Linked DNA regions of Mus musculus: region 2 is linked to region 1. A link is a loop called in an ENCODE intact Hi-C map of the cell type or tissue named here. Cell type or tissue: left cerebral cortex. All regions are shown on one strand. Each heading gives the region's core, and the rest is flanking DNA. Links, peaks and the distances in the headings are about the cores only.

What was found. Hi-C counts contacts between places; a loop is a spot of excess contacts. Peaks named below come from ENCODE experiments on the same cell type or tissue, not always from the same donor. Only the 100,000 strongest peaks of a DNase experiment are listed, where the experiment ranks them.
Region 2: a loop joins it to region 1, with 5 times the contacts of the local background. A loop is called at or near these places in 4 of 42 quality-filtered maps.

The regions. Positions count from the first base shown.
Region 1 is chr11:113,702,941-113,718,717 of GRCm38, reverse strand. Cpsf4l (cleavage and polyadenylation specific factor 4-like) reads left to right here and starts at 9,192. Exons shown (of 8, transcript NM_026682.2): 1 at 9,192-9,331; 2 at 9,864-9,914; 3 at 12,149-12,301; 4 at 15,352-15,447. The coding sequence starts at 9,229. In left cerebral cortex, for the core only: no CTCF peak of the experiment used is centred there; DNase peaks (open chromatin) are centred at 4,305 and 8,481; H3K27ac peaks cover 288 bases.
Region 2 is chr11:114,646,167-114,661,943 of GRCm38, reverse strand. No RefSeq gene overlaps it. Among named protein-coding and RNA genes, the nearest start is that of Rpl38, 15 kb to the left of the region's middle. In left cerebral cortex, for the core only: CTCF peaks have their summits at 3,992 (motif pointing right) and 7,259; DNase peaks (open chromatin) are centred at 4,007, 7,156 and 9,252.

The DNA of each region.
Region 1 (15,777 bases), core at 3,756-11,755:
CTTCCTCACTAGTTTTAGATAGAATCTCTTACTGAACCTGGCACTGTCTGACTTGGCCAGGCTGGCCAGCCAGCGAGCCCTCGGGACATGTTTGTCTCTTCCCTCCCCAGTGGTTTTCACACAGGTGCTGGGGATCCAAACCCAGGCTCTCAAGTTTGCACGACAAACACTTTGCCTACTGAGCCAGGCCAACCCCTTCACCTTTTGTGAACCAGGGCCTTGTATTTGGAGGCCTTGACCCTGCTATGGAGTCTTCTGTTCTTTGTGCCTCCACCTCTAGAATGCTGAGATTACAGGCAGTTCACTAGGACACTACCACGTTCCATTCATGACGTGCTAGGATGGAACCAGCCTCCCGCGTGCTGGGTGAGCACTTTTACCACCCGAGCTCCATCCTGAGCTCCAGGGTGTGTCACTTTACAAACTCGAAATCTGTTTTGTTCCAATAGCCCAAGCTGACCTGACGGAGAGATGGCACAGCTGTCTACTTGTGTGGAGAAAAATGCATGTGGACCAGGAAGTCATTAGCCAAGAGGTCGAATTCACTGCCTGCCAGGGACCCAGAGCCGGGGAAGCTGTGGGCTTGATGAAGGGAGGCAAAGGGAGGCAAAGTCACAAGGGAGAGAAGGGGTCATGGGACTCGTGCCTATGCTCCATGTGTTGTTCTAAGTGTCCCTCACATGTCCTGGCCCAAGGTCAGGGTGGTTTATTCAGGCGGGAGAGGAGGGTGCCCTCTCTGTCACCTGCTACTGCCACCCACGCCTACTGCGATATGCACATCAAAAATGGTCACAATGGCTTCCCTGTCAATAGTGGGGCCCAGAGGGTGTTTCCATCTGTGCTCTGTCTGTCTGCCTTGTGTTCCGAGACTTATTTGGAGATAACAGCCCCGAGGGCAGGCCATGTCGATGAAAATGTTTTTCTTGGGTACATAGTGGACCTCAAAGGCAGATCAAATCTGTGACCTCGGACTCACAATTGGTGAAGGGTATTGTGGCTGTCGGGCCTGGAAGAATCATTTCTTCTGGGTCAGTGGGTATGGATTCCCAAAGCTCCCTGTTACATAACCATCCTGAGTCCTGGGTGGCCCTGCTGCATCCTTCTCCCCAACCCCCATCCACTGGGTTACAAGTTTGCTAACAATTATGGTCTAGGTTGGCATTTGACAGGTTTTAGAAAAGACAGTGTTCCCGAGATCTGATGTGCCACACAGCCTTTTGGTTGCTGTGGGCTCCTGGCCCAGGGACTACGGGCGCCTTGGCTTTGACCTTCTTTCTAGAGTGAGTTCAGGGTTTTGCAGCAAAGGGCTTTTTCTAAGATTCATAGAAACGGGATATCTTTAGTGTATGCCAAAGGCCTCACTTCCCAAATTTGGGATTTGGAAGTACTTCCCACATCTGGAGCTCAGAAATGGCTTCTGAAGTGAAGTGCTCTATTATTGGCTGACATCCCCAGCCCTAAAATGGTGTGTGGTGCAGAGAACAGAACCAGGGCAGTGCCCCTGCTAAGGACATAATCTATAACCAGACTTCTTCTGACTTTCCTCCCCTGACCCAAATCTGGTCTTAAACCAGGGCGTGGGGAAGACTGCTTTTCGTCTCCAGGTTCAAACAGGGACTCTGTCTCTGGAGTTTTTAAAAACATAAAAACTAGTCAGGCATGCATGCCTTTAATTATAGTACTTGGGAGGCAGAAGCAGGAGCAGGGGGCTTCATTGTGAGTTTAAAGGCAGCCTCGACTACATATTGAGCTCCAGGTCAGGCAGGGCTACTACATCAGTTCATTGTTCCTTGGTTCATGGCCCCTTGATCTACCTTCATTTGAAGCTAGCAGGTCAGCATCTTCAAACGTGCCTTTCTCTGCCTCCCAAGGTTCTGTGGTTGCTGGGTAATCACACATAAATACACATAAATACACATATATAATCCCAACACCTGAAGGCCGAGGAAGGAGGATGGTTGGGCAGGGATATATAGTGAGACTGCCTCAAAGAAGAACAAATGGTTCTTCATCGACTCTGCAAGGTCTCTTTTGCCATGTGTAGTGACGATTCTCAGTTTCTGGGAGCCAGGCCACAGGCCACCATTCTGCTGTCCACAGCAGTAGGCAAGTGGCTATGTCTTGTTCACTCTGAGTGGTCCAGGGGGAGGAGCTGACAGGTTCTTTTTGTTTCAGAGTAAAGAGTCTCACTGTGTAGCTCTGGCTGGCCCAGAACTTACTATGTAGACCAGGCCGGTCTTACATTCACAGGGATTTGCCTTCAGAGTCCAGGATTAAAGGTGTGTGCCACCACTCCTGGTGACAGATACTTTTGAGTCTGTGAGTCAGTGAATGAATGAGTGGATACCCTCCCAGGGACTGAGTAAGCCAGAGACCAGAGAGGGCAGCCAAAGGACTGTGGAGAGCTGGAAAGAAAGCAGGTGCAGCTCCAGTTAGCCCCATCTGCCACTATGACAACCTACTTTTGGTTGTTAGCGGGGTCTTTGGGCTCTTGAACTCATGAAACTCCTTTTCTACAAAGGGTAGGGGCTGTGAAGGACTTTCTCTGCACCCAAGGCAGCTCTGGGAAGGCACTGCTCAACCTGAAGGTGCTCTGGGCTCAGAACCAAAGGACAGTGGGACGTAAACTGAAAACCAGGCCAAGACTCTTGGTGGTAACAGTGCAGAAGGAAAATCGGGGGGTGGGGGGAGGGAATGGGCCTGCAGATCTGGGCTTACTTCTCAAGACCCCCAAAGATCTTAACAACTTCTTCTTCTTCTTCTTCTTCTTCTTCTTCTTCTTCTTCTTCTTCTTCTTCTTCTTCTTCTTCTTCTTCTTCTTCTTCTTCTTCTTCTTCTTCTTCTTCTTCTTCTTCTTTTTTTTCGAGACAGGGTTTCTCTGTGTAGCCCTGGCTGTCCTGGAACTCACTTTGTAGACCAGGCTGGCCTCGAACTCAGAAATCTGCCTGCCTCTGCCTCCCGAGTGCTGGGATTAAAGGTGTGTGCCACCACGCCCGGCAGATCTTAACTTCTTGACTTAGGCCAAAGCCCCAATCATAGGTATTAGCAAAGACCTGGTCACTGTCTTAGGCCTCGGGGGCCTTGTCTTGCTTGTTTAGAGGAAGCAGGCAGGACCCTCATTCTAAGGCCTAGGAGATGAGAGGGGGCCAGGACTTGGGAGCAGGCCTGAGCTCTGGGGGTTCTTAGGAAGCCAGGTGTAGACCTGTCAGACTGTGCGGAGCTCCGCCTGCTGGCCATTTGTGCTGTCATCTAAGTGGTTACTGTGCAGTCAACAGCTGTCCCCACTTAGTGGCATCTCTGGGGCACATGGAGACGGAGATAGCAGGGCACACTGGGTCATTGTCTCTGGAACTGAGCAGCAATAGCCGCAGCAGCTGTGGGTCACCTCCCCAAAAGATGGCTCTCACACTGCTGTGCTTATCAAAGCGGGAGTTTGGCAACGCCAACAGCAAGCCCCACCCACCCAAGGGCACATCTAACCAGGCAGGCCCTGCAGCAATAGAATAACAAAAGTGACCAGAGGATGGCACTGTGGACCAGACCAGGGGCAGGGAACCTGGGTACTTGTGCACCAGGTCCCATTTAATCCCATTGTCATGCCTAGACAGCAGATAAATCTGTCCTCTCATGGAAAGACAATTCCCATGGAGCTGGTACTTGTAGGCCAACGAGATGGCTCAGTGGGTAATGGTGCTTGCAGCCATGCCTGATGGCCTGGGTTTGATCACTGGACTTCAAATATTGTGGTGAAAATGAGGGAACTAACTCCCACAAGTTGTCCTCTGATCTCCACAGGTTTACACCTTGGCATGCACTCGCCAACACACAAAAATAAACAAGTAAGTGTAATAAAAATAAAATAAAAATATGTTTTATGCCAGGTATAGGACACACCATTAATCCCAGCACTCAGGGGGCAGAGGCAGAGGCAGGTATCTCTGTGAAACAGAGAAGAGCCTGATCTACAAAGCAAATTCCAGGCTAGCCAGGGATACAGAGTGAGACCCTGTCTCAACAAACAAATAAATAAAACAAATAAAACAGAGAGATGCACAGAAATGTGCCAGGCCTGTGCCACAAAGGCCTTTCCATGAATTCAGGATTAACTAGAGGGTGGGGGGAGGCAGGTGCTCAGGAAGAAAAGGGGATGGGCCATGGGTGAGTCTGAGCTCTGCTCCAGCAAGGCACAGATAGGAGGTTGCAATGCCTGGTGAGGTTGGGGGAGGAAGTGCTGACCTCGCCAGGCTACACAGCCAGAGAATTCAAAGCTCTGGGCACCGACCCTTGCTTTTCAGAATGGGGCATTTATAAAAAGGAAGGGAGGCGGCAGGGTGATGATTCATGGGATTTGTAGCTGGAGTTGAAGGAAAACCCCGTCCGTAATGATGGTGATTAGAAATTAATGCCACTGTGCTGCGACTTTGGTGTCCACTTTGCACCCATGCATTAATTAACAAAGGACAACACATGGGCAAGCTACAGGGCACAGAAGCTGGATCTATGGAGGGGACATCCCTGGAGGGGAACTTGTCCCCCCATCCCCAGAGCTTCAGGTTCGCATTTTGTCTAAGCTCCGCCCCCACAGTTACCTGGCAATGGCCAGGTGTGCCTGACTCACTATAAAAGGGACTGCTCACCCCCTCCTCTCTCTCTTGCCTTCCTGCTCCCCCTGTCTCCCTATTCCCTTCCTTCCTCTATCTCCACATGCTCATGGCCAGCCTCTACTTTTCTACTCTCTCCCTGCCTTTCTCTGCCTCTACTACCCTCTTGACTCCCCTCCACATGCCCTGAATAAAGTCTATTCTATACTTTAGAATAGTGTCTGGTCTCTCAGGGGGAAGGGATGCCTCAGCATGGGGCCACCGAGGCAGCCCCTTCCCCCACACCTCACCACACATCCACAAAACATATTCCTCCTCTCTTTTTTGCCCCCCCCACTTTCTCCAGCCATATTTATTTCATATATGTGGGTACACTGTCTTCAGACACAGCAGAAGACGGCATCGGATACCCATTAGAGATGGTTGTGAGCCACCATGTGGTTGCTGGGATTTGAACTCAGGACCAAGAGCAGTTGGCTGAGCCATCTCTCCAGCCCATCCTGCTTGCCTCTCTTCATCTTTGTATGTGTATCCCCTGCTCTCTATCTTTGTACAATGGGGTGCTGATATTCCCTGGGAGTCATGTTGTAGTCTAAACTAGGGGACAAGAAAAGGTTTCCCTTGGTCACATGGGGACATTTGTCATCAGTAAGAGAGAATAAAACTGGAGGATGCCAACCTGAGTCCCCAGTGGTGCCTCATGACTTGGGTCTCAGGTACCCCAGGCTGGCCTGGGATTCAAAGTGTCTGTATAGCCAAAAATGATCTTGAACTTCTGAACTTTTACTGCTTTTTGTTTGTTTGTTTGTTTGTTTTTTCGAGACAGGGTTTCTCTGTGTAGCCGTGGCTGTCCTGGAACTCACTCTGTAGACCAGGCTGGCCTCGAACTCAGAAATCCGCCTGCCTCTGCCTCCTGAGTGCTGAGATTAAAGGTGTGCACCACCACGCCCGGCCCTACTTTTACTCTTACTATGCTACTTGTACTCTTACAAGCATGGGCACCACACGCAGTTCACGTGATATTGGGGATTAAACCCAGCACCCAGCCCTGTTTTTTTTTTTTTTTTAAGATTTATTTATTTGTTTAATGTAGATACAGTGTACTTACATAGTATGTAATGACTTACATTGTATGTAAGTACACTGTCATTGTCTTAAGACTCACCAGAAGAGGATGTTGGATTCCATTATTGATGGTTGTGAGCCACCATGTGGGAATTGAACTCAGGACCTCTGGAAGAACAACCAGTGCTCTTAACCTCTGAGCCATCTCTCTAGCCCCCAGTCTTATTTGGTTTTTTTTTTTTAGGACAGTGTCTCATGCTATAGTCAAAGTTGGCCTGTAACTCACTATGTAACCTAGATCTTAGTAACTTTTCTATTGCCGTGAATAGATACCATGACAAAGGCAACTTATAAAAGAAAGCATTTCATTTGGGGGTTCACAGTTCCAGAGGGCTAGAGTTCATGACGGGGAGCATGGTAGTGATGGAGTAGCTGAGAGTTTATATCTGGTGTGTGTGTGTTTGTGTGTATGTGAGAGAGAGAGAGAGAGAGAATAGAGCACACTAGCTGCTGACTGGCAAAGGAAATGGTACAGGCTTTTGAAACCTCAAAGCCCAATGACACAACTCCTCCAGCAAGGTCATACCTTATCTTCTCAAACAGTTCCAGCAAACTATGGAAGGAGCTCAGATATCCAACTGTATGTGCATGTGGAGGCCATCCTCATTCAAATCACCACACTTGATTAGCCACACAATCATGGCAATCCTCCTGCCTCAGCTCCCTAATTTCTAAAGTTCTTAAGGCCAAAGATGTCAGGTCTTCTTGCTGCAGTTAGCTGGATGGCTCCACCCTCTCTCTACCTCTTGGCTTCCAGTGGCCTTCTCTACAGGATCTCTGTGTCTCGAATCTCTTTCCACCTTTTGCATTTTAAGACGGACTTTCTTGCAGCCAGGATGCTCTCAACCCAGGTGTGTACCACCATGCCTGGGTCCTCTTCTCCACTCACAAGGACATCCACTAATGGTCCTAATTCCAGGGCGATCATATCTTGGAACTCCTGACTTACTGACATCTGGAAAGTCTTTAATTCCAAATAAGGCCAAACCCACCGTAAGGGCACTGGACTGAGTAGGGGGCAGTTTAGCTTTCATATGCCACACTAACCACGAGGAGCCAAGGGGCGGGAGCGCGAGCTGTTCTGTACCAGGGTTGTTTCTGAAAGGACCTCAGACCACGTCCCCAGGGCTCTGACTGGTTTTAGGGTTCCTCCGTTTAGCTCTGGCTGTTCTGGAACTTGCTCTGCTGTAGACCAGGCTGGCCTCGAACAAACTCAGAGATCCACCTGCCTCTGTCTCCCAAATGAGTGCTGGGATTAAGGTGTGAGCCATCACAGTCTGACTACTATTTGCATATCATATCCATTGCCTCCTCTCAGCCCATCCTCCAGGGAAGACTTGCAGGGTGATCACCCTTATGATTAGCACACACCCCTTACACACACACACACACACACACACACACACACACACACCAGGCCTGGTAGCTCATACTTTTTTTGGGGGGGGGTAATGATTTATTTATTCATTTTATGTATTTGAGTACTCCATTTCTTTCTTCAGACACACCAGAAGAGGGCATCAGACCCCACTGCAGATGGTTGTGAGCCACCATGTGGTTGCTGGGAATTGAACTCAGGACCTCTTGGAAGAGCAGCCAGTGCTCTTAACCTCTTGAGTCATCTCTCCAGCCCAGCTCATGCCTTTTAGCCCAGCGGAGACAGGCCAATTTACCTAGTGAGTTGGGGTTGGTCAGGGCTAAGTAGAGAAAGGCCTTGTCTCAAAAACAAAACAACAAAACAAAACAATCCAAACCTCTGAAGTGGCCTAGGACTCCTCCCCTCCTCCACCTCCCAGCCTACTGCCCACTGCACCCTTTCTTCTCTGAATGCTTGTTTTTGCTTGAGTCTTGGTCAGGCCCCTCTTCTGGACAAAGCCCCCCCCCCCCCCATCATCACCAGATTTTTCTCCTAACATACTCTCTGCCACCTTTCCTTGCCCTCATCCCTCCATCCAACCCGTATTCTGTCCAGTGTTGTTTCTGCCCCATAGCCTGAGTGTCCCTCCAGCCCCCCAAGCCCCCACCCATGGCAGTGACCTCCAGGACGTGGCTCTGCAGTGTGCCCTTGAGCTTTCCGCACCTTGGTTGCCCCCTCTGCCTTCTCTAGCAGACCCATGGGACTCTCAAATAATCCCAAGGTGACAGACCAAGGACCTAATCAATACCTAAGGATAGGGTCAAGAGATGCAAGAGCCTCTTCCCCAGGGACCCTTGATCTCCAGCCCTAGACAGCCATTCTGCCTACAGTCCCGGGTACAGGGTGATCCCAGGCTACTCTTACTCCAGCCCCACCCAGCTCCAAGGCCATTCCCAGCGCGGATCTATCTCTCCAGCTGCTGTCTTTTCAGATCTGGAGTTCAAAAGAACAACAGATCTAGGCATAACAGCCGCAGGAAACAAAGCTGGCAGGCTGGATCCTGTCGGCTCAGCCACAGGCCTGCAGCGCCAAGCTTACCTCTCCCCGCTGGGTCCCGGGGAGGAGATGTCTCTAGTTCTAGTTCCTAGGGCCTAAAAAGCCCACATGTCCTGGTAACAGTGGCTCCTGGAGAGGCCAGGCCACTTCAGGACCCAGGAGGGGGAAGGAAATAGCCTGGTTTAATTAGAGCTTTAAAAATGCTCCTAAGAAAGCCGATTCTGAGGTCCTCAGCCCTTCAGGGCAGGGTTGGCCTAATAATAATAAAACAACATTTGCATGGATATTTCATTTACAAAGCATTTTCTCCGGGTAAGGGAGGCTCTGGGGTGGCCCAGTGGATTCCTCGCTGGGAGGTCACCCCCAGCCTTGGGTCGGTTCCACCTCCTTCGGAGCTTACCATTGTGATTGCCTGCGGGGTAAACAAAGGGCCCTTCATGGAACTGTTTCCGATGCTTCTGGCCTGCATTCCTTTTGTCCCCCCCCACCCCCCTTCCAGGAAGAGCACGCTTGGGGTTTGTCATTCCGTCTAGAAAAGAGGCTCAGAGGGCCTGGTGGGAGGGAGAGTGGCTGGGACCTAGTGGAGGAACCTTTCCTCTGTCCCACACACCCTCTGACTACCCCCATCCCACTCCACCCAACACCTGGGCATCGCTGTATGCAGTAGGTTCGCATCAATGGGTAGTTATATCCCCACACATACAATGGGACACTGGTTTGGCAACGGCTCTGTTCTGTGATCGGCAGAGATAAGCAGGTGTGAGTCTTTGCCAATCCCTTCCCCAGCTGAGGATGGGGGTTGTGTGAACAGTGTGGGGGTGTGGGGCCCTGGAAGGCCTGCACCTGCATGGGTGGGTGGGAGGGCTGAGGCAGCCGAGGAGCCTCTGGGGGTACACTCAGCCAGAAAGTCACGTGCAGTCACCTGGCCCCTTGAAGGAAGAGGTGACCTGAGAGGGTGAGAAAGAGGGGCCAGCATCAGATAGGGCCTGGCCCCGTTAATTAGGATTAGGTGCGGATGGGCTATATAGGAGCCACCTGCGGGGGTTCTGGCATCTTGGCTCTTTCTGCTTTTCCGGCGGGAGACGGAAGATGGAGGAGGTCATTGCCGGGCTGCAAGGGTTCACGTTCGCCTTTGAGCTGGATGTGGAATCGCAGAAGGGCACTGGGCTACTGCCTTTCCAGGGCATGGACAGTGAGTGGCGATGCCTGTGTCCCCTGCTCAGGTCCTGGAGGTGCTGTGCGTCTCTCCCACACAGCTTCTGGGTATTCACTGCCCGGGATAGAAAGGCAGACTTCCGAGCTGCCAGAGCTCCCTGGGTGCCCCCGAAACCTTCCACCTCCTGCCTCAGAGGTGGGCTGAGTTTAAGTGGAATTTAGAGACTGGTTCTGGGCGGTGGGGGAAGGGTTTCGGAAGAGGGTACCCCGTTGACTCAGCCTCCACAGACGGAGACAAATGAGAACTGGTTTTGATGGTGGACTGGGGCCGCCAAGGGGCTGAGAGGCAGGCGGGAGGATTGTGGCGGTTCTGTCCAACCTGAACTACAGGGCGAGACAGTTGCATAAACAGACGGGCAAAGGAACAGGTAAACAACAAAACTCCAAAGCCCAGCCAGAGAGAGTAGTCGGGGCCCACGCAGCTCCAAGCCCGGAGGCTTAGGTGGGACTTGCCGCAAGGCTCCAGCTCTGGGAACGCCACCTTCTCCTCCGGTTTCTTTCTCCTCCAGAGTCCAGTTCAGCTGTGTGCAACTTCTTCGCTAAAGGGCTCTGTGTGAAAGGTGAGTGAGTCAGGCCTGGGCTGGGCCGGGACAGGAACGGCTGTGGGGACCATGCTGGGTTCAGCTGGGGACTAGGACGTAGTGTGAGCTTGGCTCCTGGACTAGATAGGATCCAGCCTCTGTCATGAGCAAGAAGGTAGCCAGCCATGTGTAGTTGGTACCACAGAAGTTGTGTTTTATTATGCTGAGGGTCACCACACAAGGCTCACACTCTCAATTCCTAACTACGGTCATATTATTATCTGCTCAAGGCTGCTCACCTGTGCGACGACATACCTTAGCTAGTTTATGACAGAAGTCTCTGATTTGAACCCCACCCTGGCTACTGGTCTTCTTTTCTGGATTGGAGGTCACTTTGAGGTTCCTCCAATAGCAACATACAGTGGTCTACATACCTAACCCCTAACAGTAGTGTTTCTAATTCACCCTGAAGCCCGGCTATGGACTCAGGTGAAGAGAGTCTTAAGGGGCCTGCCGTGGAGAGCCTTAATATTCGGTTCCTATAAGTCAGGAGGCTGGGGGTGGGGCAGAGAGGACCTGGAGCCCTTTCGGGATGATTGCATGAGAAGAAGAGGAGCTCACTGGCCATCCAGGCCCCGGGAAACCAGAACCTTCGAGGTCCATTACAGAGTGAGTGAGCCACAGCTCAAAGAGAAAGCTGCTACTGAGGAAAGCCAGAGCCCAAGGAATGGCCAGCCAGGAGTGTGTGTGTGTGTGTGTGTGTGTGTGTGAGACAGAGAGACAGACAGACAGACAGAGTCATGCAGGCAGGCCAGGGGGCATTCAAAGAGGATGTCCTTGTCACGCATGGAAACAAGCCTTGCTTAGACATAGCCCTCCCTTCCAGTGGCAGTGTCTGCTGAATAAAGATACCGAGGTGGTCAAATGTAATGTTTCTAGTGTGTGGCCACTGTTAGAGTCACCCATGTCATGCCTGTGTTGTCCTTAATATTTGAAGTCGTGAACTCACGCCAAGGAGGCCTGCAGTGCGTGGGTAGATCACTTGCCTAGCCTGCAGCAAGCTCATGATCTCCGGCTGGCGATGCAGGCCCGTAGTCTCCGCACTTCGAAGTTGGAGGCAGAAAGGTCAGAATTCCAAGCTCATTCTTGGAAACATAGTGAATTTGAGACCAGCCTGGGCTACTCGAGACCCTGTTTCAAAGACTGAGAGAGACGACTCAGCAGTTACAGGCATCTGCTTCTCTTGCAGAGGACCCTGGTTCAGTTCCCAGCACCCACCTGGCAGCTCACAACTGTCTGCAGTTATAGATCTGATGGCACTTCTGACCTCTGAGGGCTTCGGCACGCAAGCACGTACATACATACATACATACACACACACACACACAAACACACAAACACATAAGAATTTTTTTTTTTTTTTTTTTTTTTTTTTTTTTGGTTTTTTGAGACAGGGTTTCTCTGTGTAACCCTGGCTGTCCTGGAACTCACTCTGTAGACCAGGCTGGCCTCGAACTCAGAAATCCACCTGCCTCTGCCTCCCGAGTGCTGGGACTAAAGGCGTGCGCCACCACGCCCGGCTCATAAGATTTTTTTTTAAAGATTTATTATTTATTATATGTAAGTACACTGTAGCTGTCTTCAGACACTCCAGAAGAGGGAGTCAGATCTCGTTACGGATGGTTGTGAGCCACCATGTAGTTGCTGGGATTTGAACTCCGGACCTTTGGAAGAGCAGTCCGGTGCTCTTACCTGCTGAGCCATCTCACCAGCCCAAGATTTTTTTTTAATTCATAGATTTATTTATATGAGTACACTGTAGCTGTCTTCAGACACATCAGAAGAAGGCATCAGATCCCATTACATATGGTTGTGAGCCACTATGTGGTTGCTGGGAATTGAACTCAGGACCTCTGGAAGAGCAGTCAGTGCTCTTAACCGCTGAGCCATCTCTCCAGCTCTATTATTATTATTATTTAATAAGGAATAAACAAATCCAGAATATTTCCCTCCCTGTAAAAGTCATGAACTCAACAAGCACTTACAGTATGCCAAGAGCTGGGCTGGGTATGGGAAAGGCAGCCTGGAGGTTCTGTTAAGATATCCTCTTGCCCAGTGTGGTCCCCTGACCCCTCTTCCAGCCTGTTCTAGGTTGTGTCTGGGTGATGGGACATAGAGATGACAGGTGAGGAGGAGGAGGAGTCACCTTCCAGGCCCTGCGAAATCCCCCAGGCTGGTTAGGTGGGGCCTACAACAGGTATCATGTTCCGCAGGGATGCTATGCCCACTCCGGCACGAGCAGGGTGAGAAGCTGGTGGTGTGCAAACACTGGCTTCGAGGCCTCTGCCGGAAGAGTGATTGCTGCGACTTCCTGCACCAGTATGACGTCAGCAAGATGCCCGTGTGCTATTTCCACTCCAAGTTCGGTAATGCCTCTCCCGGTTTGTAGGGGGTGATGGAGGGCTTTAGGGTGGGGTAGGAAAGGAATCTGGTAGTCAGGTGTGCCCCAGAAGTCCAGCCTTATCTGAGCCTAAGCTGTCGGCTTCTCTGAACCCTAAGAAAATACAACCAAGGCTGGATATGGTGGGGCACCCCTCTAATCTCGGCACTAGGGAGGCTAAGGCAGGAGAATCCGGGATTCAAGGCCAGTCTCAGCTACAGAGGAGTTCAAGGTTAGGCTGCACTACAGGAGACCTTGTCTAACAACAAGAAAGGAAATAAAAATTAGCATTCAAGTATGGTGGTGCACACCTTTAGCCCCAGCACTCAGGAGGCAGGCAGATCTCTTGAGTTTGAGGCCACAGTAAGTTTCAGGACATCCAGGGCTCCACAGTCAAACCCTGTTTCAAAACGAAGCCAACAAGGAGCTGGAGAGCTGGTTCAGTGTTCAAAGCACTTGTTATTCTTCCAGAGAACCTGCATTTGGTTCCCGGAACTCACAAGGCAGCCCACAACTGCCAGTCACTCCGGGGCGGATCTGATGCCCTCTTCTGGACCCCTCGCCTGCCACACACATTATGCACACACAACATGCAAGCAAAACACCCAGACACACACACACACAAATCCTTCAAGAAACAAGAAATAAAAATAAATAAAGGCTGCAGAGCCAAGCCCGTGTCAAGCCTGCGGCCTGTTAGTCTCAGTGACAGTTACCACAAAGGGAAAGCAATAGGATCCTGTTCCCCACTCCAGGCCTGGCCAGTCAACCCCCAGATGACTGTCAGGAATAGCCTTGAACGGAGCACCTCTCAGTCTCTGTTGGGCCCAGGCCAGGCCAGGCCTCCCCAAAGGAGATGTGTTTGGTACTGCCACTTGGAATGCTCACCGGTACCCCCCCCCCCCCCGGCCCCGACCCCCGCCATCTTCTTCCTACTCGCCTGCTCTTTATAACTTTTATTTTAGATGAAAATGTCATGGTAACTCCCAAAGGGGAAATCCTGCATCACTTGTTGGAAAGAGAAGGTCACTGTGTAAATAAAGCCACGAGGTTTAGAAGTCTGGGCCCTAAAATTACCTTGTGTGGTCAGGTCTCCTCCAGCCTCTGTCGGGGCCAGGTCCTGGGCTCGCTCTTACCACCCCTTTCATTCTGTCCCTCCCTCCTCCCCCTCCCTCCTCCCCATGGTGATTTCTCTAGCCTCCTTCCTTGGCTCCAGTGAACTTACCCACTTGAGAGCAGCTTCTTGATCAACCTGTGTTTAATATAAACCTAACTGGCTCATTTCACCTGTGGAGAACTAATTTATCAGATGGGGCTGTGTGTTATATTTCATAACACTGGGTACCTTGAAGGGGCAAAGTCTTTCTCAGGGCAGGGGAAGTTCGTCCCAGTCCAGCGTTCTAGACTGCCTTCTCCAAGGAGCCAGCCAGTGCCTCTGGCAGTTCATGAGGGTGCCTGAATGTCTTTCTAGAATAAACAGACGAAGTTTATCTGGAGGCTGGTCCCCATAAGTCACTGCCTAAAGCATTTTCACTTAGAAAGATCCCTTTAATCTTTCATCCCTGAGTCCCCGGGTTTGATGAGCAGATGTGGTCCTGCATGGGACCACTTTTGCATGCAAGTAATTATTTATGCGCAGATGTGCAAGCTCACCATCGTGATTTGCAATCTAAGGTTTTGCTCTCAACAGTGGGTGAATACCTCTAATATTACAAAAAGCAGCCGGGCGTGGTGGCGCACGCCTTTAATCCCAGCACTCGGGAGGCAGAGGCAGGCGGATTTCTGAGTTCGAGGCCAGCCTGGTCTACAGAGCGAGTTCCAGGACAGCCAGGGCTACACAGAGAAACCCTGTCTCGAAAAACCAAAAAAAAAAAAAAACAAACAAAAAAAAACAAAAAAAACTTATATGACTTATATGCTAGGTGGTACATGCCTTTAATCCTGGAACCTAGGAGGCAGTTGTCCTTAAAATATCATATGTGTGTATGTGTGTGTGTATCATCCCTCACACCTCCAGTACCCCCACTTGCTATGCAGACCAGGCTGCCCTCAAACTCAAGAGATTTGTCAGCTTCTGCCTCCCAAGGGCTGGAATTAGACTCTAGAGGAGTGTACCACCATGCTCTGCTTCGGTGTCTATTCTAAAAATACTACTGAACTGCAAGTGGTCTTGGGAGATGTGTAGCGTACACGAGGAGACCAACTGAAAGGGGTTGACCCCATGATGCAGCATCTATCTATAGTTGGCATCTGTGGTGGACTGAGACTTGGTGGAGATCCCGCTGTTTTGGAGTCAGTTAACTTCTGTAAGCAACACCTTACCCACGCTCTGTAAATAAGCTCAACAAACTCACGGGCATGCACATGTGCACGCACATACATTGTTGAGGCCTGGCAGCGCAGGAAAGAACATTTAGTAACTGTCAGGACTGAAAGGAGTAAAGGCCTGTGCAAAAGATGGGAGTGCAGGCTGGAGTGTTGCTGCCACCTGCTGGCCAAGATCTGGAACAGCAATGTGCAGCCCAGCAGGACAGACTGGTAGTTTTGAGTCCAGAAACACTAAGATGGCCTAGGATGTGCCAGTAAGCCCTTTTGTGAAAGGAGACAGGACAGATCACAGTCCTCTTCTGATCTAACTTAAGATCCTTGTTTGGCAGTTGCAGGCGGCCCGTGCCTCCAAGGCTGCCTCCTTGTAGAAATGCAGCTGACCAAGGCTTGGTTCACCGCATAGACACAGCCCAGCCCAAGCTCACCCCTAACGCAGTCCTTCTGAAAGGTTCCCTGGGGCCCAAATAGAACCTCTACTCTGTCCACGGTACTTTCTGCAAAACACCCCTGCCCTTCCTGGGACTCTGAAATGGTAGCGTGTTTCTAGTTGAGATAGATGACCAGAAGGTAACTTCCCCTTTCAGTGTTAGAGGCCTTCCAAAGATGGTGACAGGGGGAAGACAATTCCATGGCAGGGTCAAGGTAAATCAGGGCGGGGCTGTGGAAGTGTGAACCTGGTTATAGACAAAAGACCGATGGGCTTTTCAGGGAACTGCAGCAACAAGGAATGCCTGTTCCTGCACTTGAAGCCAGTTCTCAAGCTCCAGGACTGCCCGTGGTATAACCAAGGGTTCTGCAAGGAAGGTAAGAGCTTGCGAGACAGGGATAGGATGCCCGAGGGATGCGGGTGTTCCCGATGGAGATGCTCAGCAAGCAAGGAGTAACATTCCCCATGAAACTGGGCCATATAACTACCCCAGTGGAACGCCTTTCTGAGGTTGTCCGAGGCTTGTATGCCGGTGGAGAAATCTGAGACATTGGGAGACTCAGCCTGGTGTCGGCATGACAGGCTTCTCAGGGAAGGCTGTGAGATTCACACCCTATTCTCAGCGGGTGGATGTAGGACCTTGGCTGAGAAGACTAGTAGAAAGTCTAGTCCATGAGAGACACAGCTCCCAGGTGCTGAATGCCACC
Region 2 (15,777 bases), core at 2,818-10,817, 940 kb before region 1:
GGGGCAAATCTCCACCAAATTGGATTCACCTGTATCCTGGTACACCTGCGCAGCACTCAAGATGTTTGTGTCTTATATGAGGAAGTCAGGTGCAAGTCATATGACTTAGCTGCAGTCTCTGGCGCCTTTGGGACTGCCGCCACACCCGCTCCCCACAAATCCCCCTTTTTTCTTTTTTGGCAGAGAGAATGTCTGTAGAAAGCCCCCCGCAGCCATGTCCCTTACCCGTCCTTGGGTGACAAACAGCATTGGTTTGATCCCTGTCTTAGGTTGGCGACATGCCCAGGGAGTCTTATCACTGACTACCTCTCTATCATGCCAAGCCACTCCTGGGGAGATTGTGTTTTGCTTGTGGCAGGTGCATCAAAAGGCCAGGATGTTGATTAATCTATGGCCAGATCTTAATTGCTGCAAGCAAGCCTCATGGGTGAAGGTAGAGGTCTGATCCCCAGTGTGCAAGCATAGGGGCCCTACACAAAACCATCCCTTAGGCTCATCACCCAGAGAGGTCTTGGCCAGCTCCCGTGTCGTTTTTCCTGGGGGAAGGGAACTAGGACACTGAACCTTCATGCAATCAGACATGCCTTCCACAGGATGCCAACAGCAAGCTATCCTCTGTGCAGTGCTTAGCCTCGCACCCCACGGCATAACGCAGCATAATTTCTTTTAGAGCGGCAAACCAAATCTGAGGAGATTGTCCCGCCTCCACTGCAGCAAAAGCCTACGCTACCATGGCGAAAGTGCGGGCCCGCACACTCTGCACCTAACACATGTGCCAAACACAAAACACACACACTATAACAAGCATACATCCCAGGGCTCTCATCCCTACTCATCTTCCCTGAAGCAAGGGATAGATAGCCAGAGCGGCTATCTCTATAAGGGGAATTCAGGGATCAAAAAGGCATGGAAAAATTTGAATGTCATGTCGAGCTGGTATCGGCTTCTGGAATACCGAAAGGATCTCTCATCTCGGCTCCATCCTTTGTGCTTGTGGGATCATCCACCACATCCACAGGGGCAACTGGATCAGGATCCTCATTCTTGCAGCGTCTCACCAACCTCTCCAGCACCCAAAGAGGTTCCGTCTGGTCCTGTGGAAACACACAAACAGACCCTCTCGCCCACGTCAACACCTGATCTGGTCGATCCTCTCCAAATCTCCGGACAGAAGGTCCACCTACAGGTGGCTGCTGAGGAGGCATAGGGAGGCGGCACAAAAGCTAATTCGCCTTCCTCCTCCACCTCGGCTCTTTTATTTTGTCCTTTCTGTCCACCTGATAACACTGTCTTTCTTTTTCCTTTTTCTTTTTAAGCCCTTCTCCTTTTCCGACATACTTTCTTGTTGCTCTGTAAGGATTTTCTGACCTGTCTTGACTGCCTCTTGATTCAAACAGTAACAGAGTCCATATATCAGAACAAACAAGACCAAAACTATCAGACCTACCCACAAAGGGTCAATGGGAGAAAAAAGCATAACTACACAGCGAGGATCTATTGATCACTACACTGAGGTTATCATAGTTCCTTAACTTGTCCCCAAACAGGGAACCTTAACTTGTCCCAAAGCCAGGAACCTTAACTTATCCCAAAACCAGGAACCTTTTGTTACCTTGTGCCTGCTTCCTGGCAACTTTATGCTTGCCTCTATTTTATCCGAGGTCCTTCCCAAACTCCTGGGGTCGCAAGTTTCACTCACCGTGAACTTACCCTGCCGGCAACCACTGACTGCTGAAAGTTCTGAACTCGGTGGGGGAGTCGGTTCCCCGTACGGGCCACCAATTGTCACGCCCACTCTCGACCAGCAAGAACGACGTGACCACCAGTCCTTCTAACAGCAGTTTATTCAGTCTTCATCTTTCTTCTTTCTCTTCATCAGTACCGTTCCCCAGCTGAAGAGTTCTGAATCCACGCCGGATCCTTCTCAACAGTCTGTTTTACAGGAACTTTTATTAACCACTCCTTCCCCGTGATGCAGTTCTGAATCCTCCCTGTAGCAGGGGGTCTTCGCTCATGCCTGAAGATGTTTCTTTTCCCTTGTCCTGGGTCCCAGGTCTTCTCGTCCCGTCCCGAGTTTTTCTTCCCGGGTTTCAGCACCAACTGTTGCGCGCGCTCAACAGGCCAGGAAGAACGACGCTGCTACAGGATCCTTCTGCACACGTTTATTCAGTCCTGTTTCTTCTTTCTCTATATCTCCCTTGTTCATATCTCCCCTGTTTATATCTCCCCTGTTTTTATATCTCCCCTTGTTTATATCTCCCTTGTTTATATCTCCCCCGAACCCTGGGCCTCTCACTCTTTTATACTCTCAGTTCCCATCCACGCACAGCAGGCCACGCCACCTCACCAGGCACGCAGCTTCAGCTAATCAGGGCAGCAGGGGCAAATCTCCACCAAATTGGATTCACCTGTATCCTGGTACACCTGCGCAGCACTCAAGATGTTTGTGTCTTATATGAGGAAGTCAGGTGCAAGTCATATGACTTAGCTGCAGTCTCTGGCGCCTTTGGGACTGCCGCCACACCCGCTCCCCACAATTTCTGTTGTTATTTTCATAACAGGGTGTTATACTCCATCCTGGCCCCCTCACCCCCACCTTTTGCTCCTGGGGCTGGGATCCAGAGCCACACACGTACTAGGTAGACACTGCTCGTGAGCTCCATTAGTGATCTCCAGTCCCATGGCCAGGTTATTTATTTCTGAACCCAGACCACTGATATCTCTTCGCTTTGTGTTCCAATCAGGATCTGGTTTTATATCCCTAACTTGACCTGGTATTTCCTATGTAATTCAAACTGATTCTCAAACTCACAGCGATCCTCCTGCCTAAGCATCGTGGGTGCTGGAATAACTACCGTGCCTGACTTCAGGCCAGGTCTTTGCACCCCTACACCCTTTCTTATATTTACATATAGCCTCAAGTTCAAAGTCTTTCTGCAGGCAGTCAGGGTTGCTACACCTCCTTTGGCCCCCTCCCGAGGGCTGCAGAGCCGCTGCTCTCGGCTGGGAGCATGGTTAGAATACCTTTTCCGTCTGTATGGATAAGAGGAGGAAGGATCATACACACCAAGTTCACTGTTAAGATGCCCAAGAGAGACAACCAGACCCTAGGTCCCATTGCTGGCCAGGTCCTGTGCCACACTTCCCTGCTGTGATGACGTGTATTTAGCCCACAAATGTGTGTCTCTGGCTCTGTTCCCACCACAGGGTTCCCAAAGACTAATAGTGAAGGCAGAGGTCACCACATGGGAGAAGTGTTTCATGGACCAGATACGGTGTGCTGTGGGATAGATAGATCACCCAAGCTGGGGATGAGTCAGGTCTGGGAGGAATCCACCCAGCTTCTTCCTATGTAAGTGTCCAGGAGTACAAGAACAAAAGAATGATCTCACTCCAGCCCGAAGATCTATTTATTATATATAAGTACACTGTGGCTGTCTTCAGACACACCAGAAGAGGGTATCAGATCTTAAAATGGTTGTGAATCACCATGTGGTTGCTGGGATTTGAACTCAGGACCTCGAGAAGAGCAGTCAATGCTCTTAACCACTGAGCCATCTCTCCAGCCCCAATTTGAGTGGTTTTAATCCAGGTACCCTCTTAGGACATTTTTTAAAAAAGATTTATTTATTATTATAAATAAGTACAATGTTCCTGTCTTCAGACACCAGAAGAGGGTGTCAGATCTCATTATGGGTGGTTGTGAGCCACCATGTGGTTGCTGGGATTTGAACTCAGGACCTTTGGAAGAGCAGTCAGTGCTCTTACCCGCTGAGCCATCTCGCCAGCCCAGGACACTGTCCTTGGAGACAGGCTGTCCAGGTTCACGCTAGTGTTTGGCTAAGCAGTCTCCAGAAACCACGGGCTGTGTGGCTTCTCTTAAGGAGGAATGCAAATATCTGTTCTGAGTCAGGCCACTCTGGCCACTTGTGGGTTGAGTGCTGGACCTCAGTGGCCTTGTTTCTGAGCACCCAGGAAACCCGAGGGACACAGGCCGGCTCTGCCCAGCAGGTGGCGCTGTGGATGTTGACGTGGAGAATGAGTCCTGGAGGAGGTGGGCTACAGAATGAACACCCTCCCTTGGTCAGCCTTGGTGAGGCAGCAGGGACCCTGGAAAGCCCCAGGAGTCTCCTCCATAAGGGTGCAGAGTCGGTATTGACAGATAACATTCCTTCAACACCCCACTCCCACCCCCCAGCACAGGCCTTTTTCGCTCTTCCTAGCGGCATTCCTAGCATCCAATCTGCTCCTGTAAAAAAGGACAGATTGGACCGGTCTCCCAGCAGTGAGGAAAGTAATATCGAGGCCGAGGAGAATCCATCTTGAGTGCAAGGGACAGGACACCTTCCTATATATCAACACATGCCAGGGTGAGGTGACGTTGGAGAGGAAAGAGGAAGGGCACCGTCCCTTCAGAGAGCAGGGCAAGGGCCAGCCTGTCGGTGTGTATATATCTTACATTATGCAGCGTGGGAGAGAAAATCAATAGAGCTGTCAGCGGTTAATGCATTCAGCTCTGCCACCGTCCCCACCCCGGGATGCTCCAGACGGATGCTTCAAATTAAACAAGAGGGGAGGGAGAGGGGCACGGGAGGCCAGGAGACATACACCCTGACAGGCCGGAGGAAAGCGGAGGCACAACTGAGGGGCTGAGGAAATTAAGGTCCATCAATCACAGGCGTAGAGAGCATTCTCCGGCACGAATGACAGGAAGATGCCCAGCACCAACGGTAGTGTCCCATCGGTTGCAGGTTACGGGTCCCTCTGCCTGGCGGGAGTCCCTGGGGAGGCAGGTGACTGGCCAGTGGCTTGTCATTCTCTGATCGGATCCTTAGGAGGAGGGGGTGAGAGGATAGTTCAGGCTTCCTGCCGCGTGTGTGTGTGTGTGTGTGTGTGTGTGTGTGTGTGTGTGTGTGTGTGTGTGTTTGTGTGCTCGAGGGCGCGCGCCAGGATGGAAGAATGGATGGGCAGGATCTCTGCCTGTATGGGGTGGGGGCCATATTGCTCGCTGACGACTGCTCCTGGACAGCTCTAGTTCCCCAAGGTTTGACGGAATCCTTTGGCCTACAAGAATGGGTCTCAGAGCACCCCACTCTGCTTGGTCACCCCGATCCATTTCTCCACTCTGCCTCATTTACCTCAGTCCATGTGTCAGGCAGGCCTGCTGGCTGGCTGCTGCTCTTTAGCCCTAGAGACCGTCCACCTGTGAGTAGAGCCCGGCTCTGCCTTCGGCTCTCCCTCAAGTCTCTCCCTAATGACCACTGTGTGGGGGCAGGGTGGTCCTAGCTTCCCACCCTGTTGTCCTTCCACCTGGGGGTGGCATGGAGGGCATAGTCCTGGGGAGACCCTGAGTGGGTAAGTTGGAAAGTGAAGCACTGAGTCACCTTTTTTTTTTTTTTTTTTTTTTTTGCCATCCCTTCATCCTAAGGCTCCTTGGGAGAAGGGATTGAATGACCCGGAGTGAAGGCAGAAGTTTCCTGGGTGCCCCAAACTTGTCCCCAACAGCCTGTGGGCCTTTGAGGTTTCATCAGCAAACAGACTACGCCAGAGGTGTTTGGGGTAGGCTCAGGGAGCCAGGAGCAGGGGTGCAGGACCCCAGAGGACTGACAGAGATAGGCGGATAATAAATTATCAGCGGGACATTGTCACCAGAACCTTAAGACAGTCCAGGCTGCAAGGAGAGCTAACCCTCAGCCTAGCTAGTCCCCAGGGAGGCAGCTGGGAGTGAGTGCTCTCCGCTCACGTCACTTTCCCTTAGCAGATTTCCCTTAATGAACCTAACGGGATCATGGAGTGCTGGCTTAGGCTAGAATAAAGTGTTGCTCTCCCTATCATGATCCTAGGGCAGAGAAAACCTCTGGGGTCAAGTTGGCTCGCTGATGTTTGTACTTCTTTGAGTTTGTATCAGCTCTTGTGGTATCTCCACCTATTTTTCCCATCCCCTTCTCCCTCTCCCACTTTCCAAGAGGGTCTTTGGCTCTAGGAAGGCTTCAAAGATGGAAGAGAGCTCTGGCTTGCTAGCTCCGGTTGGCACAGCCCAACCTGCTGCCACCCGCTTCCCAAATAGCTATGCTGCCCTCTGCATCCAGAGAACGGCTCAGTGTTACTCCCTTGCGCAACAGTGCCCAAGACAGGTTCTTCCAATTACCACCGGTGACCGAGTTTCCAAAAGCAATTACCAGAGCACCTCAATGCCTCCAAGGTGTGGAACTGAGAGAGAGACCTGGGGTACCTGGCTGGAAATGGAGGTTCCGGGGTGTGTGGGCAGCATAAAGAAAGGCAGTGCAGGCCCATGCAGAGACCTGACTCTGGGCAGGCTTGCAGCAACAAGGAGAGCCCAGACTGGGGGGAGGGAGGCATAGCAGGAACAGAGCCCAGCAAGCCAAGGTCCTGTGTGGTTTTGGTGGCCTCTCTCTTCCTGTTTCTTCTCTGGTGTGCCCAGGAATGGAAAAACAACCCCTGTGACTCCAGATGTGTCTTGAGGGGATGTGGGGTGGGAGTGAAGGTCCCACCAGGATGAAGCTCATTGTCAGAGGTCTCCATGGTAAGCAGGCATCATTGATACCTCCTTATGCCTCTTCCTAGGGATAGAGATTGCAAAACTTTTGGAGCAGGAAGGAAAGAGACAGGGGCGACCCTGACCTGTTCCCCAGAGTCCCCATCTTCCACTCTTCCTGCCTCCAGAAGGACTCAAACCTACATGGCTCTTAGTGCTCCCTGGAGCCTCTGATTTCAGGGAGATTCAGCCTTAGGGCCGAGGGGAGGATGGATAAAAGGAAGTATGCTAGATGCTGGCCAGGTGAGCCAACTTCCTGTCTGCTTCCTCCCTACGTTCCTGCCCTGAGCCTCTTTCCCGGAAGTCTCTGCCTGACAGGCTGCTCTGCTGTTAAAAGATCAAGACTGCTGTAGTAGTCTGGTTATGACCTTGGGTGAAGTCTTCAGCCAGGCTCCTGCAGAGGAAGAGCTGCCGTCAGTTGTCCACTTGGCCTGGGCTTTGGAGACTCGGCCTAGGTAGGGTTTGAAGAGGGGATGAGTATGCCTCTTCCTGGAGTCGCAGCCTACCTTGGGAGAGAGCTTGCTGGGACAGCAGGGACAGCAGCTCAGCCCACGTGGCACTTCAGCGGAGCATGTGTAGGCAAGTCAGAGAGGCAGTGGCTGACTTCCTAGTCCCATGAAATGAGAAGGGCTCTCTGCCCCATTCCTGTGTACTTGCCAGGGGAGGAGGTGGGGGGAGGACTCTTCCTCCCTCCCCACACAGTCTTACAGCTCCCCCTAGCTGTTGTGAAGTGATTTTAAAAAAAGAAAAGTAAATGACCCCGAAGGTAGAAGAGAAATGTGAGCAGAAGTTTCCAGAAAGACAACCCCACATGTGGTAAACATCTTCCAAAGCTGTGGGCTATGGAGAACTGGAAGGCTATTGGTCTGGAGCCAGATGTATCTTGGGCTATCTTTGATTTTCTACTGAGCCCACGTCTGTGTGCAATTTGATTGTGACTACCTGGTAAGCCACCCCCAAGCCAAAGGCCAAGCATGTCACCAGATAGTGTTTTAGGCATAAACAAAGATGGAAACTTATTTTATTTATGTGTGTGAGTGTGTGCCTGTGTCTGTGTAAGGGTGTGCCTGTGTCTGTGTGAGTGTCTGCTTGTGTCTGTGTGTGTGAATGCTCATGGAAGATGAGGTCATCATATCCCTTGTGGCTGGAGTAACAGGCATTGTGGTCTGTCCCATGTAGGTGCTAGGATCTGAACTCAAGCCCTCATGAACCCAAGCTCTCTGAACCACAGAGCTATCTTCCCATCTCCCCAGGTGTCTTGATTTCTGTGCTCGTGGCCACACATATTTGATTCCAGAACAAACTTTCTCTTACTTCCTTTGAGGAAAGAACTGCATGTTTTTGATTGACAGAAAGCCGAGGGGTCCTGGTTAGGCGTAGAATCCTGAATTGTAGGCAGGTGGAAGTCGGAACTGGGCTCAACAGGTGGCTGGAGGCCCTCCTGACAGAAAGAGGAACCACGAGGAAGCACACAGCAAGCATATGGAAGCGTGGTCCTGAGAGACGGAAGTATGGAAGTGCTTGACACCCTCAGGGACCCACTTCAGTGGGTATTGGCAGTTGCTTGAGGCCTGCTGTGGTGACTTCTGCTTCCTCTTCCTCTCCTTCCTCATCTTTTTGAGACAAGGCTGCAGGGATCTCAGGCTGGCCTGAAACTTCCCACATAACCAAAGGTGATCTTGATTCTCTGATCTGCCTGCCTCTACCTCCTAAGTACTGTGATTACAGGTGTGTACCACTAAGCCAAGTTTATGCAGTGCTGGGGATTGAACCCAGGGCTTCATGCATGCTAAGGCAAGCACTCTACCAACTGAGCTACATCCCCAGCCCCGAGTCTGTTTTCTGATGGAAACCTTTACCCATAACACTAGAGGAGGGGCTGGTGAGATGGCTCAGTGGGTAAGAGCACCCGACTGCTCTTCCGAAGGTCAGGAGTTCAAATCCCAGCAACCACATGGTGGCTCACAACCATCCGTAACGAGATCTGACTCCCTCTTCTGGAGTGTCTGAGGACAGCTACAGTGTGCTTACATATAATAAATAAATAAATAAATAAATCTTTAAAAAAAAAAAAACACTAGAGGATTCCTGTTGTATAAACACGCAGTATAGAGATGCTCTGAGGAGCCAGTGGAAGCCACTTGCAGAGTGCCACAGTGTAAAGTTGGGGCTATGTGGGAGAGACAGGAGACGAGGAGGGAGAGAAGCTGAAGAGGCCCTGAAACATCACCTCCTGGGTTGAGCTCTGGGTGGGTGACTTTGGGGATCCACGTGGGTCAGCAACCCCGTTGCCGTTTGCTGCCCTGCCTCTCCCTTAAGCTGGTCCTCTGAAGAACTGGGAGACTGTCTCAGCCTGGCAGTAGACATGGAGCCCGGTGCTCAGAATGCAGGACGCATTATTTTTTAATAAAGGAGGCAGAAAGCTAAAGAAGGCAAAGACGCATTCCGGCTCACCCCCAGCCAGCTGCACCTCGGGGCCATCCCTCATCTTAATGAGCCCATCCAAATCTCGTTTGCTAATGAGGAATTTAATGGTCACAGACTGACAAGCGAGACTGAGAGGGGAAACAGGAAGGTCGTTACAAAAATGAAATGTGTAGCTAAGCGCCACGCCACCGCCATCCCGCGCGCCCGCCCCTGAGTGTCAGCTCACAGCGGTTCACGTGCTACGAGGGCGTCAGCACCATGGATAGGGCAAAGCCCCCAAGCCTTCCTATTTCCTACAGCCCCAGTATCCCCTGCTCTTCATTTGCTCCTGAAGTTTGTTTTTCCTTGACTCAGGTGGGTGCCCCCTCCCCACCCACCTACTAGCACAGTCCCAGGAAGGGTGGGGCCCACCGCTGGCACTATAGCCTTTGTGTGTGCTCACAGCTACTAGACACATTTCCTTGGGACCTCCCTGATGGTTTGTGGGCACCTTGCTTATAGCATCTGTGTCTTTCTTGATAAAATTTGAATGCTGACCACAAGCCCAGGGCTTGTGGTACAAGAGACAGAAGAGAATTTCTGTGGGATAAATGAAGGAAGTGGCAAATAAGTGGAGCAGTCGGGGGGGGGGATTCACATATCCTGGGGTTTTGTTTGTTTGTTTGTTTGTTTTGAGATGGGGTCTTGTGTATCTCAGGCTGGCCTTGATGTAGCTAAGGGTGACCTTGAGCTCTTTTTTTTTGTTTGTTTGTTTAGATTACTTATTTATTATATGTAAGTACACTGTAGCTGTCTTCAGACACTCCAGAAGAGGGAGTCAGATCTCGTTATGGATGTTTGTGAGCCACCATGTGGTTGCTGGGATTTGAACTCAGGACCTTTGGAAGAGCAGTTGGGTGCTCTTACCTGCCGAGCCATCTCTCCAGCCCCCGACCTTGAACTCTTGATACTCCTACTTCTTCCTTCTAAGTTCTGGGGCTAAGGGCATGGGCCACCACTCCCAGTCTATATGATGCTTAGAATCAAACCTAGGGCATTTTGCCAACTAAGCTACCTCCTTAGCCCCAAATACTGGGTTGACAAAGCAATCAAAGGCTATAGAAGGATGGTCCAGCGACTGAGAGAGAAATCAAGCCTTATACAAAAGAAATCCCATACGGCGTTTAGTGTTATCAACCTGGCAGCATCTAGGCTCCTGTAGAAGGCAAGCCTCCAGGCAGACCTGTGAGTGGCTCTCTAGATTAACGTTAGCCTCTGAGGATGCGTGTGAGGAGTTATCTAGATTACGGCTGATGTAATCAGTGATGTCTCATTGTGAGTGAGACCCTTCCCTGGGCAGGGATCCTGGATTGTGTAAAATGCAGAGTCCATGCCAGTGTGGATGAGGCAAATATCACAAGGTCACCTCTATATGAAGAGCTAAAGGCAGTCAGTGGCTGCGGGGGGGGGGGGGGGAGGGAGGGGGAGGGAGAGAGAGAAAGAGAGAGAGAGAGAGAGAGAGAGAGAGAGAGAGAGAGAGAGAGAGAGAATATGGATCAGTTTTCTCCAGGGAAAAGCTCCCTGACAGGTTATTGAATCCAAAGTGCTCAGCCCTAAACACACATATGCAGGGGCACACATTGGACTCTGTAAGTTGTGTGTGTGTTAATAATGTAATAATGATAACAGAGCAGCCTAGCTCTGAACTTAGAGATCCGCCTAAGTGCAGGTGTTAAGAGCACAAGCTGGTGCTACTTGCTTCTGTTTTTGTTTTTGTTTTTGTTTTGGCTTTGGTTTTGGTTTTTTCCAAGACAGGGTTTCCCTGTATAGCCCAGGCTGTCCTGGAACTCACTTTGTAGACCAGGCTGGCCTCGAACTCAGAAATCTGCCTGCCTCTGCCTCCTGAGTGCTGGGATTAAAGGCATGTGCCACCACGCCCGTCTGCTCCCTGCTTCTTGACTGTGGGTGTGACCAGCTGGTGCTCCCTGCTCCTTGACTGTGGGTGTGACCAGCTGGTGCTCCAGGTGCTCCCTGCTTCTTGTCTATGGGTGTGACCAGCTGGTGCTCCAGGTGCTCCCTGCTCCTTGACTGTGGGTGTAACCAGCTGATGCTCCAGGTGCTCCCTGCTTCTTGTCTGTGTGTGTGACCAGCTGGTGCTCCAGGTGCTCCCTGCTTCTTGTCTGTGGGTGTGACCAGCTGGTGCTCCAGGTGCGCCCTGCTTTTTGACTGTGGGTGTGACTAGCTCCCTCAAACTTTTGCTGTTGCGACTGCCCTGCTGTGGGAGACCGGGACTTGAAAATCTCAGCAACAGGAAATAGCCCAAGACGCGTCCCGTCCTGAGGTTGCATACCTAAGATAGAGAGGGGAATTAGGATAGGGGACTCCAGACATTTCTGTGTTCATGAGGTCATTTTTTTCCATTGTAGGCTATTATCCGGAGTAAAAACTACATGGCCCAGCATTCTCTGTGCTTATCTGTGGCTGTGTGAGATACTCAGAGCCAATGGGGTGTGAGGACGAGTGGGGTAAAGGAAAGGGGTCATGCCTTTTCTGTTCTCTCCTCCTTTCTGTTGGTCGGTCTGTGGATGTGATGGAGTTTTGGAGGGGACATTCAAACACAACAGTGTTCCCTCCACACTCAGAGGATGCCAAGGGGCAGATACTGCAAACCACACCCTCTCCCAGATCCCTTCCCAAGCTCAGTTCCCAGATTCCCAGAGCTGAGCCATAAGAAGATGACCCTTCCTAAGTCACCCTCAAACCCACAAGCCCCTAGCCCAAACCTGCTGGACAGGCCCCATGTCTTAGTCAGGGGTTCCACTGCTGTGAAGAGACACCATGGCCAAGGCAATCTTTACAAAGGACAACATTTAATTGGGGCCGGCTTACAGGTTCAGAGGTTCAATCTTCTCCTGTTTGTCCTCGGAACAAGATACAGAACTTTCAGCTCCTCGAGCACCATGTTTGCCTGGACACTGCCATGCTCCCACTTGATGATAATGGACTGCACCTTGCTTTGAGATGTCACTGCTGAGTCACCGGGCATGGTGGAACACACACCTATAATCCCAGCACTTGGGAGGCTGAGGCAGGAGGAACAGGAGGCCAAGGACAACCTGAGCTCCATAACCCCCTGACTCAGAAGCAACAAGCATGGGGCTGGCGAGATGGCCTAGGGGTTAAGAGCACTGGATACTCCTGCAGAGGACCCAGGTTTGGTTCCTAGCACGGACACAGCGGCTCACAACCCTCTGTAGTTCCAGTTTCAGGGGAACTCTGATGCCCTCTTCTGGCCTCTGTGGGTACTGCTTCCATGTAGACTCAGGCATACACATAAGATAAAAATAAATAAATCTAACACATAACACACACACACACACACACACACCCAACGTGGTGACATTAAGAATTTATTCTTAATGGATTAATAATACCCATGTTGAAATCAGGATGGATCCAGCCCTGACCCCTCTCCATCTCCACTTGCTCTTCTGCTGGGTCAGGATGTAGCAGAAGGACTCTCTCTCTAGAGGCTGGCACCATGTTCTTGGACTTCCCAGCCTCCAGAGCTAAAAATTAAATAACCTTCTCTTGTTTATAATTTACCCAGTTGGCGGCATCGTGTTATTGCAACAGAAAGCATGTCCCCTGAATCTAGTAAATAAAATATAGCTAAGGGAAAGGGATTGTGTAGGTGCTATTTAAAGTTCTAAACAGTGAGTCAGAAGGGCTGTTATCTGGGTGGGTCACATCCAATCAGGAGAGGTCTTTCAAAGAGCAACCAAGCTGGCATCAGCTCTACAGCTCTAAGGGGAGGAGTCTGTCCACCTGAGGCAAGATCCAGTCTGGCTACACATGAGCTCAGCCTTGGGTGGAGGAACCCTAGGGAGAGAGAGGCTGCCCAACTCTCAACAGCCCTCAGACTGGGGAGAAATTCTGATCAAATAAATGTGGGTCATTTTAAGTTGCTAAATGCATGGCAGTCGGTTACATAGCAATAAATATTTCTTACAGAGGGTCAGATGTGAGTGTGTGTGTGTGTGTGTGTACATGCATGCGCGCACGTGCACGCACATGCTTTCTTGCTGTGGCCCAGCTCCACGACCCACCCCTCTCATGCTGGGATCTTGTGGTGATGAGCCAAAGAGAAAGAAAATTAAAATCTGAGATGGAGTGATTCCAGACTGTAATCTCAGCAAACAGTGGTGCTTAGATTTTCCATTATTGATCTCCTCGGTGAATATGCTCCAATCTCGTAATTACAGGGGGACTTTTTCAATTTGGGCTGAATTGTCTCCCCTCCCCCGCTTTATTTCTTTAAAGTCACGCTAGCATAGATCCTATACATCCGCAGAGTCTAAGTAAACAGCGCTAATCATTTTAATTGAATCCCGATCTCAGTGGCGGGGAGGTACTCCCTCTTATCTCTCTGGAGCAGGGGACAGCTCTCTAAGGTTTTCTGAACAGTTCACCTCCACCTGCAGCATCTCAGGTTCACTTGATGCTGGACCACTGACAACGGACCTGTGCTAGGTTGGGTCAGGGTGGCCTTGGAGCTGCCGGTCACATCTGGGTCAGTGAGCTCCTGAGAGCCCAGATGAATCCTCCAATTTGCCCTTTTAAAGAGTTGGGACTGTTCTCACGCTTGAACCGGTTGGGGTGGTGGATATTTTTGTGCCTGACCCTCCAGACCACTGGGAGAGATTCTGATTGATGTAGCAGGGGAGGGGTTTCCTATGAGTGTCTGGTGGGCAGAGGCCGGGAGAGCTGCTCAGGATGCTGCAAGATCCAGGACAGGGCTACCGAGGTGGCTCAGAGGGTAAAGAAAGGTACCTGCCACTAAGCTGACAGCCGGGCTGGAAGCCACGCATTGCCTCCTGAGAGAGTTGTCCTCTGTTCTCCACATGTGTGTCATAGCATGTGTGTGTGTGTGTGTGTGTGTATGTGTGTGTATAGGAGGCAGAGAGAGCCAGGTGGACAGGCATGCGCTTCTGAAACCACAGAGCCCCCCCCCCACACTAACTAATGTTTAAAAACTATAAAAAGATACAGGACAGGCCTCCAAATGAAAAATTATCTGACTCCAAATGTCAAGAAAGATGGGCTTGGTGACGTGTCTGTAATTCCAGCAATGGAGAGGCCAAGGCAGGAGTCTGCCCCAAAGTTTGAGGTTAGTCTAGTCTACACAGTGAGTTATAAACCAGCCAGACTTGCATAGAGAGACTTTCTCAAAATCAAACAACTGGGCTGGTCAGACAGCTCTTGAGTAAAGGTGTTTGCTGCCACATCTGACAACTCAAGTTTGATCCACAGGTTCCACATGGTAAAAGACTGACTGCATAATATGGCATATGTAGAAATACACACACAAATAAGTCTTTAAAAATATAATAAAAACCCAGCCAACTATAAACAAAACCAAAAATAGCCAATTATTAATAATAATAATAATAATAATTAATAATAATGTGGTGGGCTCAGAAACATCAAAGCTAGCCTAAGTCCTTTATCTATTACTGTTGTTGATTTTGAAACAGGTCTCCTTAGGTAGTCCAGGCTGGCTTTGAACACTGTAATCTTCTTGCCTTCAGCACCCTTTCACTGTGGGTCTCTGCCATCCTAGCTGACCCGTAGCTCTCCATTCTTCTTCCTCGGATTCCTACAAGAACTGCCCTTGGCCTTCTTCAGGTTGCCATGGCCTTGGCTTCCCAGGCTGTCTTCCCTGTCCAGAGCCTCCTCCCTACCTGCCAGCCTGGAGCACGTTCAAGAGAGATTGTTTCATGGAAGTAATGACTGCTGTGGGAGCAGGGGAGACATTTACCTCTCGCCAAAGAGTATTTCCTCAGCATGCCCATTAAACTCCAGCATTTAACCAGGAACTACAAATCTCAGCCCTGGGGAGACCCCAGCACTTTGTAACCAGGGATCGAAGGGAGCCCTGGGCTCCTGCTGAGTTACCTTTCATTATTACTCTCTCCAGGTTTTAGCAGGGAAAGGCAACTTCACAGATGGCTGGTTTTGGCCTGTGACAGGACCAGGGATATTTGGATTTAGGAAATCTCTTGTCTGCAGCTTTCATCCAGTGTATCCCCACCCACCCCCAACCCATCACTCAGTGTGGGAATTTGAATGAAAATGATTCTTACAGGTTTATACGTTCAGCCTTTGGTTGGTGGAACTGTTTGAGAAGGATTAGGAGGCGTGGTCTTTCAGGAGGAAGTGTGTCACTGGGGGCGGGCTCTGTGGTTTCAGAAACCCATGCCTGTCCACCTGGCTCTCTCTGCCTCCTACCTGTGAGTCGAGCTGCGTTCTCTCAGCTGTTCCTGCTGCTGTGCCTCCTCTCTCTCATCATGGACTCTAACTCTCTGAAACCATAAGCCCAATTGAACTCTTTCTTTTATACATTGCCCTGGTCATGGCGTTTCGCCACAGTAATAGAAAACTAATTAAGACACCTGCCCAATAGAAAACTAATTAAGACACCTGACCACTATCCATCCATCTCCCACCCAGCCATTCATCTGTCACCTGCCCACCTGTTCACCCATCCTTTGATCCTTCCATCCATCCACCCACCCACCCATCTACACATCCACCCTTCTATCTACCTATATAACCTAGTCTTCCCATTTGCCCATCCATCCCTTACCTCCCCCCATCCATTCATGCATCAATCTATCTATTGCCTGTCTACCCTCTCACCTCTCCTCCCACAAACCCACCCACCAATATGTCCCTCCATTCATATTCATTCATCTAGCACACACCCTTAGGGTTTTACTGCTGTGAACAGACATCATGACCAAGGCAACTCT